2 separate regions of the Homo sapiens genome follow, and region 1 is linked to region 2. A link is a contact called in ENCODE Hi-C or POLR2A ChIA-PET data. All regions are on one chromosome and are shown on one strand. The core of a region is the stretch at or near the end of the contact, and the rest is flanking DNA. Distances in the headings are between cores, read along the strand shown.

What was found. Hi-C counts contacts between places; a loop is a spot of excess contacts on that map. ChIA-PET counts read pairs that join two places held with the same protein, here RNA polymerase II (POLR2A). Pooled maps may share reads with other maps.
Region 1: a pooled map shows a loop between it and region 2 (2.7-fold over the local background). The contact joins the enhancer-like site here to the promoter of PTPN13 in region 2. A Hi-C loop is called at or near these places in 1 of 168 maps with a recorded cell type or tissue (chondrocyte) and 6 of 50 pooled maps. POLR2A ChIA-PET finds 5 or more read pairs at or near these places in 3 of 52 experiments (CD4-positive, alpha-beta memory T cell, MCF 10A and WTC11).

What each region holds. Positions count from the first base shown.
Region 1 is chr4:86,995,368-87,000,339 of GRCh38, forward strand. All of the region lies in intron 2 of AFF1 (ALF transcription elongation factor 1), which reads left to right. Among named protein-coding and RNA genes, the nearest start is that of AFF1, 63 kb to the left of the region's middle. Within about 2 kb of position 2,889, at least 3 of the 41 ENCODE cell types and tissues checked have a DNase peak (open chromatin) inside an H3K27ac peak, as active enhancers do.
Region 2 is chr4:86,591,002-86,595,734 of GRCh38, forward strand. PTPN13 (protein tyrosine phosphatase non-receptor type 13) reads left to right here and starts at 3,314. Exons shown (of 48, transcript NM_080683.3): 1 at 3,314-3,788. It also overlaps a transcript of MAPK10 not described here. RefSeq lists an enhancer at 2,965-3,551.

The sequences.
Region 1 (4,972 bases), core at 1,639-4,138, 400 kb after region 2:
GCTGGACGGTACTGCTGCCATCTCGGCTCACTGCAACCTCCCTGCCTGATTCTCCTGCCTCAGCCTGCCGAGTGCCTGCGATTGCAGGCGCGCGCCGCCACGCCTGACTGGTTTTCGTATTTTTTTGGTGGAGACGGGGTTTCGCTGTGTTGGCCGGGCTGGTCTCCAGCTCCTAACCTCGAGTGATCCGCCAGCCTCGGCCTCCCGAGGTGCCGGGATTGCAGACGGAGTCTCCTTCACTCAGTGCTCAATGGTGCCCAGGCTGGAGTGCAGTGGTGTGATCTCGGCTCGCTACAACCTCCACCTCCCAGCAGCCTGCCTTGGCCTCCCAAAGTGCCGAGATTGCAGCCTCTGCCCGGCCGCCACCCCGTCTGGGAAGTGAGGAGCGTCTCTGCCAGGCCGCCCATCGTCTGGGATGTGAGGAGCCCTTCTGCCTGGCTGCCCAGTCTGGAAAGTGAGGAGCGTCTCTGCCTGGCCGCCATCCCATCTGGGAAGTGAGGAGCGTCTCTGCCCGGCCGCCCATCGTCTGAGATGTGGGGAGCACCTCTGCCCTGCCGCCCCGTCCGGGATGTGAGGAGCGTCTCTGCCCGGCCGCCCCGTCTGAGAAGTGAGGAGCCCCTCCGCCCGGCAGCCGCCCCGTCTGAGAAGTGAGGAGCCCCTCCGCCCAGCAGCCACCCCGTCTGGGAAGTGAGGAGCGTCTCTGCCCGGCAGCCACCTCGTCTGGGAGGGAGGTGGGGGGGTCAGGCCCCCGCCCGGCCAGCCGCCCTGTCCGGGAGGTGAGGGGCACCTCTGCCCGGCCGCCCCTACTGGGAAGTGAGGAGCCCCTCTGCCTGGCCACCACCCCGTCTGGGAGGTGTACCCAACAGCTCATTGAGAACGGGCCATGATGACAATGGCGGTTTTGTGGAATAGAAAGGGGGGAAAGGTGGGGAAAAGATTGAGAAATCGGATGGTTGCTGTGTCTGTGTAGAAAGAGGTAGACATGGGAGACTTTTCATTTTGTTCTGTACTAAGAAAAATTCTTCTGCCTTGGGATCCTGTTGATCTGTGACCTTACCCCCAACCCTGTGCTCTCTGAAACATGTGCTGTATCCACTCAGGGTTGAATGGATTAAGGGCGGTGCAAGATGTGCTTTGTTAAACAGATGCTTGAAGGCAGCATGCTCGTTAAGAGTCATCACCACTCCCTAATCTCAAGTACCCAGGGACACAAACACTGCGGAAGGCCGCAGGGTCCTCTGCCTAGGAAAACCAGAGACCTTTGTTCACTTGTTTATCTGCTGACCTTCCCTCCACTATTGTCCTGTGACCCTGCCAAATCCCCCTCTGTGAGAAACACCCAAGAATGATCAATTAAAACAAACAAACAAACAAAAAAACCCACAAATATTTATGTTGAAACTTAAACCCGATGTGGCAGTATTAAAAGGTGGAGCCTTTAAGAGGTGATTGGATCGTGAAGGATCTGCCCTCATGAATGAATGCATTCAAGATTAACGAGTTTATGGGTTACCATGGGAGGAGAACTGGTGGCTTTTAATTTAATTTAATTTTATTTTTTTGAGAGGGAGTCTTGCTCTGTTGCCCAGGCTGGAGTGCAGTGGCACGATCTCAGCTCACTGCAACCTCTGCCTCCCGGGTTCAAGTGATTCTCCTGCCTCAGCCTCTCAAGTAGCTGGGATTACAGGTGCCCACCACCATGTCTGGCTAATTTTTGTATTTTTGGTAGAGACGGGGTTTCACCATGTTGGCCAGGCTTGTCTCGAACTCCTGAGGTCAGGTGATCCGCCCGCCTTGGCCCCCCAAAGTGCTGGGATTACAGGCATGAGCCACCACGCTTGGCCTGAACTGGTGGCTTTATAAGAGGAAGAGACCTGCAGTAGCATGTTTGCATGCTCAGCTCCCTCACCATGTCACTTTGGGACTCTAGAGTCCCCACCAGCAAGAAGGCTTTCACCAGGTGTGGCCCCTTAACTGTGGACTTCCCAGCCTCCATAACTGTAAGGAATAAATTCCTTTTTAAAATAAATTACCCAGTTTCAGGTATTCTGCTATAGGCAGCAGGAAATGGATTAAGGCACATGCATTCTAAATATTTAAAAATGCATACTTGGGCTGGGCGCAGTGGCTCATGCCTGTAATCCCAGCACTTTGGGAGGCCGAGGCAGGTGGATCACAAGGTCAGGAGATCGAGACCATCCTGGCCAACACGGTGAAACCCCATCTCTACTAAAAATACAAAAAATTAGCCGAGTGTGGTGACGGGCGCCTGTAGTCCCAGCTACTTGGGAGGCTGAGGCAGGAAAATGGTGTGAACCTTGGGGGCAGAGCTTGCAGTGAGCCAAGATTGTGCCACTGCGCTTCAGCCTGGGCAACAGATCGAGACTCCATCTCAAAAAAAAAAAAATGCATACTTAAGAGAAAAGGATAGAAAAAAACAGGCCTAAGAAGCTGAGTGAGGCTGGGCATGGTGGCTCACGCCTGTAATCCCAGCACTTTGGGAGGCCGAGGCTGAGGTCAAGGACTCCAGACCAGCCTGGCCAACATGGAGAAACCTCGTCTCTACTAAAAATACAAAAAATTTGCCAGGTGTGGTGGCACATGCCTGTAATCACAGCTACTTGGGAGGCTAAGGCAGGAGAATCGCTTGAACCCAGCAGGCGGAGGTTGCAGTCAGCTGAGATTGTGCCATTGCACTCTGGCCTAGGCAATAAGAGCGAAACTCCGTCTCAAAAAAAAAAAAAAAAAAAAAAAAAAAAACAAGAAAACTGCGTGGACAGCTTTAGTATCAAGAGGGCAGAAGTAGAACCAATGGAACAGGGCTCTATTTTAGCTTCATGAGAGATAGAAGTTTCTAATCCTCATCATTGGCCTGCTGTGGAAGGGGCTGCCTTGTAATGACAACAGATGTCCCTGGAGACATGCAAACAAGCTAGTCTCGCTAGAAGAAAGAGCATTCTTGCATGGAGAAGTGGATTAGATGACCCTTACCTCCTTCCTGGAACTAAGACTTGATTATAGTTGTTTTGTTTTTAGAATAATTGTGATTCAGTTTTGTGACTACAAAAACAGGTGTGTGTTCATTTTATAACGTTTAGACAATTTTTAAATACCCAGAAGAAAATAACGTCATCTGACTGTTCCATTCAGAGATACCTACTGCTAGCATTTTGCTACAGAGGCCCCATCAATCTTTTGAATACACATTTCATTCAATTTTGATGAAGTGGGATACTAACAAACATACTGTATTGTACCTGTTTTTTTTTCCTTTTAAAAATTATTGTATTTTGTACCTGCTTTTTTATTAATCAAAAAACTCTGATACTATGAATGTCTTCCTTGTCATTAAGTATTTTTTGTAAAACAAGAGGGTGAAAGCTTATTCAGTGGAGGGGGTGGTAGTGGTGATGGGAGGAATTAGAGATCAGTGTTATAAATTCAGAAATAAAGAGAAGTATCTAAAGTGAGCTCTTCCCACTCCCATCCCTCTACTTTCAGTATCTCAAGAAATCTCTGGGATTTTGGTAGCAATATGTGTGGAGAACAAGCCAGGAAAAGGATCTCTAGTTTGGATGATTGGTGATTGGCTCATAAATTAGGGGCCAGGAGGAATGGAGTGGGTTGGAATTGGGGCCATTCAGATGAATTCTGGCCTGGTCTGGCCTTGGGACCATTTCTCAGGCTGTCTCTTTCTCTTCCCTGTTTCCCTTTCCTTTTGAAAGGCATCACTACTCCTTCGCACTCACTGGTGTTTGCTATTCAACAAATTATTAATGTGGCTGATCTTATTTTAAGGGGTTTATTGCTGATCTTCACAGTTAAAAAACACACGGTAAAATATGGAATGTTTTAGTTTTGTGTTAGCCAAGTCCCTCCTGATCTGCTTATAGGAAGCTCTCTTTGAATTCTGCCTTCTGCTTTTATTCCCAAGGAAGGAACTAACTAAACACACTTTTCCCCTAGTCTTTTTTAATTCCTTTTTTTGTGAAGGAGATACTATCTTCTTCCTGTATGGAGAAACCACCCCTTACAGACCCTAGAGGCAGCTAAGTCTCATTGATAGATATCTCTCAGCATCTGTTGTAACTGCATCCAGATGGGGAGGATCTTATTGTGTAGACACAATGAGAAAATGTTCTATTTTGGACAACCTCCCAAGTGCCTTTTCATGCCCAGGAAAGTGTTTTGGGGCATCTAGAACAAATAGTCTTGGAGTTACAGAGAGAAGTTTAGGTTGGAGTTACACATTTAGAGAGTTACTGATGATATTGTACAAGACAGCATTTAGATTGAGAAGAGACAAGTAAGGTTTGTTAGAACTCTATCCTGGATCCTGGATGTGTGAGCAGAAAGAATTGTAAAATAAGATTGAGTTGCTTGAAGTCTGCAGAGAGCCTTTCATGGGAGGTGGTCACTGGCATCATAAAGGAAGCCGACTTCTCTTGGTGTAAGAAGCTTGGCAGTGATGGCAGAAGGAGACTGGGTGGTAGCGTTTACAGAGAAGAAACCAATGTATTGGGAGAAATGCCTTGTGCTGGGACTAGGGTAGAGAAAATAGATGATGAGCCTGGAGCATCCTGTAGTAACAGAAAGGAAAGGGTGCTCGAAACACAAAAGGATGGGGCATGTCAAAGGGGCAAGGAGCCAACCTGAAGGGGCTCCCAGTGGCCAAGGCTGGAACAATTTGATAACAAAATCAATCATGTAGTGGCTTATGATACAAAGTTCAAAGGAAATACCTGTGAGAGCATGCTCATATAAATAAATAATTGAATGAGTAAATAAATGGAGAAGAGGCAAATCTTTCTTAGAGAAGAATTTCAAATATGTATAGCTATTACCACCCCTTTTCCTGTGTCTGCTTCATTCTCTCCCTCCTTTGAAGGGAAAACAGCCAAAACCAGATAGAGGAACATTCTACGGGATAGCCAGCCTAAACTTCTCAAAACTGTCACGAAAAACAAGGAAA
Region 2 (4,733 bases), core at 2,064-4,563:
ATCATAGGCACAATCATAGTCCACTACAAATTATATCATTTTTAAAGTATGTCTTATAACTTTTGTTTATATTTTACATTATGTATGTATTTATTTTTTTTAAATAAAGATGGGGTCTTGCTATGTTACCCAGGCTGGTCTTGAATTCCCAGGCTCAAACAGCCCTCCTGCCTTGGCCTTCTAAAGTGCTAGGATTACAGGCGTGAGCCACCATGCCCAGCCAGTTTTATAAATTTATTTTAGTGTTTATTTTTAGCTACTTAAATTTCTGTGGCTACTGTAAGTGGGATGGATTCTTTTTATATTGTATTTTCAAATTGGTTATGATAATACATGAGAAAGCTCTTGATTTTCATATGTTTTTTTATTATTATTATTATTGTTATTTTTGAGACAGGATCTCACTCTGTTGCCCAGGCTGTAGTGCAGTGGTGGGATCATGGCTCACTTCAGCCTCGACATCCTGGCCTCAAGCAATCCTCCCACCTCAGCCTCCAGAGTACCTGGGACTACAGGTGCATCCCACCATGCTTGGCTAACTTTTTTATTGTTTGTAGAGAAAGGGTTTCACCATGTTGCCCAGACTGGTATTGAACTCCTGGACTCAAGTGATCTGTCCACTTCAGCCTCCCAGAGTGTTGGCATTACAGGCATAAGCCACTGTGCCCCACCCCCCGTATGTTAATTTTATAACTAGTTATCTTAATTTATCTTTTATTGCCTCTAAAAGCTTTTCAGTTGATGCTTTGGAGTTTTCATATTATTTGCAAACAAATGACAACCCTGACTTATTTACAGTACTTAATTTCTTATTTCTATTTTATATCTAATTGCATTGGCTATCGTTTCTATTGTTACAATGTGATGGTGAACATTCTTGCCTTGTACTTGACTTCAATAGGAATAATTATGATGTTATGTTATAAAGGAAGTGGCTGGCTTTAGTATAACATATATATATATTTAAATTATTACAAATTCTAATTTTTATTGGGAATGATGCTGGACTTTACAAAATCCTTTTCAGCATCAACTGAGATCCTCATAATGTTTTCCTCCTTTGACTTACTAATATAATCAAGCATATGAGAAAATTTTCTGTTATTGAACTATTGCCATAACTATACACATGAAATAATTTCTCTTAATTTTGTTATATTATTTGTAATGTAGTGCTGGGTTCCATTTGTTAGTATTGACTTTTACATTATATCCAAAAGGAATTTAACCTGTAGATTTCCCTTGTGTGTACTTTTTAACAGATTGTATTTTAAAACCAGTCTTTCAGCTCATCCAAAACAGAGGGATTACTGGTGAAAATGCCTTGAGGGCAACCACCTGAAATGGCCTTAATAAAAAAAAAAACACGAAGAAGAAAAAGAAAAGGAAAAAAGCTAACAACACTGTGGTTTGTCTACTTTTGCGGAAATTTACAACACTATACTTGCTATACCTTCTTTCTGATGTGAATCCACAAGCTATTGCAGCCATTAATTAAGGATATTGCTTTTCTTTCCAATAAATACATGAACTTTCTTTCAGAGGCAAACAGAGACAGATGTTTCATGAAAGTTTCTGTTCTTCCCAACCTGCCTTTCCTACCTCCCTGATAGATGATCCAGAACATTTAAAAATGGGGGAAGAACTGAGAAAAGGGCTCCAATCATCCACTTGTGTTTCCCATCCAAGGAGCCTGGCCTGTTATTTACTTTCACCACTTATCCCTGCTGCTGCTGTTTAGTTTTTGTTGTTCCCCTCAACTGACTTTCCTCATCTTTGCTGCATTCATCAAAGCCCAGTGTAAATTCCCCTCTTCCATAAACTGAGGAATCCAGCCCATTTTACATAGCAAACTTTCTCTTAGCTGCTACCTACTCAAAGTTTGGCTGCACATTTTAGCTATAATTGTTCTCAAATTGTTTCAAGAGTGCTAGTTTTCTTTCTTAGGCTCCAGGTTAGCTCCTTGGGAGCGGGGACTTAGCTTAAAATCCTGCTGTGTATTTTCCGTTGTGTTTAGCCCTATGAGTAATCACATTCAATGCATACTTGTAAGGCATATTTGACTGAAGATATCTATCATAGTTATTCATTTAGTAAATGATATAATGAAAACTCAAGTGCTCGCCAAAGATAAATCATTACTATTAATTCCCTCATTCATCATACATGTATGGCAGCCTCAGGGGCTAGGGAACCTAGGATTGCTGCTTTGACTTTTTTTGGGGAAGCCAAATAAGCCTCAGATCTCTCCACTTTGGAGCCAGCCATGAAATTCAGATTTACCTAGGGCTCAACATTAAGGGTCTCAGACTAAATTTATCTTCAGGTACCCTTTCCAGAGTGGACCAGTTTACCTTATACCTCTGAGAATAACCCAAAACTTTCAAAACTCAAATCACAGGATATTATTTGTTCATGAATTCAGCAAGACTCTCTTGTTTAACTATTGAAACTCAAATATTTCGGCTTGCAGCAAGGAGGGGTACAGCTGTCTGGATATACCTTGGCCAAATTTCAGTGTATATAGAAAAGTGGGAGGTTATCGACTATGTTAAACCTTTTCCTTAAATTTTCAAACTTCGGGATTATTTTAGTCTCATAGATAAAATAACAAGGCAAGTATTTACAAACTTTTTTCAAAAATATGAGAATTTCAGTTTTCCCTAGGGCATTTGGCGTTGTGCTGTCACCACACTTTTGAAGATAGCTTTACAACCGTGGGAAAACTCACCGGGCTTTTTTCGTTGACCCCGCCATTTCTAAGTTGCTATATTGCTGCAAGGAGCTGGCAAAGCCATGCTCTTCCTCTCCCCCATTCTCCTCTTCCTTTCAAAGACCAAAGCGCCCCGTGAGAATATAGAAACAAGGCTGAGAGGCAGCGAAGAGTAAGGGAGGAGCCAGCACTTACGCATTTTTCACTCTCCTCCTCACTCCCTAGGGTCATAGTTTTGATTCTGAAGTTAGAAGTGTGGGGGTCGTCGGCTGCATTTTCAACTTGGCCTAAAAGTTGGAGTTCACCACACTGCAGGCGCTAGGAACTCTGCCGCTCGGTCACCAACCTGAGCCTCTGGCTAGTCCGAAGAACGCGAAAAGCCAGGCCCAAGGCACTGGTTGTCATGGCAACCGGGGCGCTGGTCTCCCTGGCGACCTCGTCCCTAGGGAGGAGGTGGAGCTGGATGCCAGGCGGGCCAATGAGGTCGAGGGGAGCTCGGGGTGGGAGATCTGCGGTCCTCCCAGTGCCGGGGAATGGTTGAGTGACAGGACCGGGGGGGCGGAGCCGGCGCGGCTGCCCGAGGTGGAGCCCCAGTGGTGCGAGTAGCTCCAGCGGCCACGCTGAGGCGAGGGTGACACACCATGCTCACGGCCCCTGGAGACCGTCGTGCTGGCGAGCCGTGCTCCGTAGCTCCCCGGTCCGCCTCGGCAGCGGTCAGAGTCGCCTACAGGAGTTGAGCCGCCCGCGCCAGAAGGTTTTGGCGAAGCTCTTGGAGAGGCGTCGAGCACAGTAGGGCGGCGGGGGTGCGTTGAGCGCTCGGGGGTCAGGCAGTCGGCCGGGATCGCCGCTGGGGAGCGTTTCCGAGGCGAGGAGGAGGAGGAGGAGATGCTGCTCCTCTTCTCCCCCTCCCCAGGCTCCTTCTACAGCTCCTTCAGCCCACGCCCGCAGCCGCTTGTGGGAGAAGTGGTGGTGGCTCTCGGCGCCCGCGGCGGCTGCCGGCGGCCCGCCCCGACGCCGCGTCCCTGCAGCCCTCGCCCGGCGCTCCAGTAGCAGGACCCGGTCTCGGGACCAGCCGGTAAGGACGAGAGCCGCCCTGGGCTCTGCGCTGCATGTGCAGAAGTGCAAAACAAAGTACATTGCGCTCGTTCTCTTCCTCCTCTCTCTGCTTTCGCTCCAGTCCCTAAACCCAACTCCTCGGTTGCCCTGGTAGAAGGAACTTTTCTTTGGTTTTGGTGGTGGGTGTTTTTGTACGTTAGAGTGGGGGTGGGGTGACTGGAGTGGGGAAGAATGAGATGAAACTCCATTGCTAATTAGGTAGATCCATCTCCTCTGCGGAAGAAAGCCGGATTCTCGGGAATGAAACCCACAGGGGGAGTAAGAGATTGTGGGGTAATAGGGAGTGACATTGCCCCGTCGTGCTTGCACAGCTCCGCTCTGTGCGTGCTTAAGGGAAGGGCTCCCGGAGTCTGTTTCTAATTTCTGCAAATGATTGTGGAGATGGTGTGGTTAGAGGCCGCCCAGAAGAATGTGTGTGTAAGGGCTCGAGAAGGGGGTGGGATGGCGGGGAAGCAGAGGAAGAGGGGGCAGAGGGAGAGACACTGTCTGATGCAAGGTCTTTTATTGCTTTTCTTCTGCTTGCTAAAGTTAACACTCTACCCTCCGGCCCCCTAGCCCCACCGCTTTGCTCATTACGTGATACTGTAAGAGCAGACAGCTGGGAAGCTAAAGTTAAACCAAAGTCAAGAAAATTCTTACAAAGTTTAATTTCCTTCTGTTGTGAATATAATGGAGAGAGGAGGATGGGGAGAAATATCACTAAGAGATTTACAGCAATACAGTTTTCATTGGCCATACACGTATATGATCGACACCACCGCACACTTCCAACTAATCTGTTCGACAGCCTTGTGTCATTTTCATTTAATTGCATCTTTGAAACAACAAACGCGGTGACTTCATAGGGAGCTGCCTGGAGCTGAGCTCCCTCGCAGAAAATGGGGCAATCGGGTTTGTTTTCAAG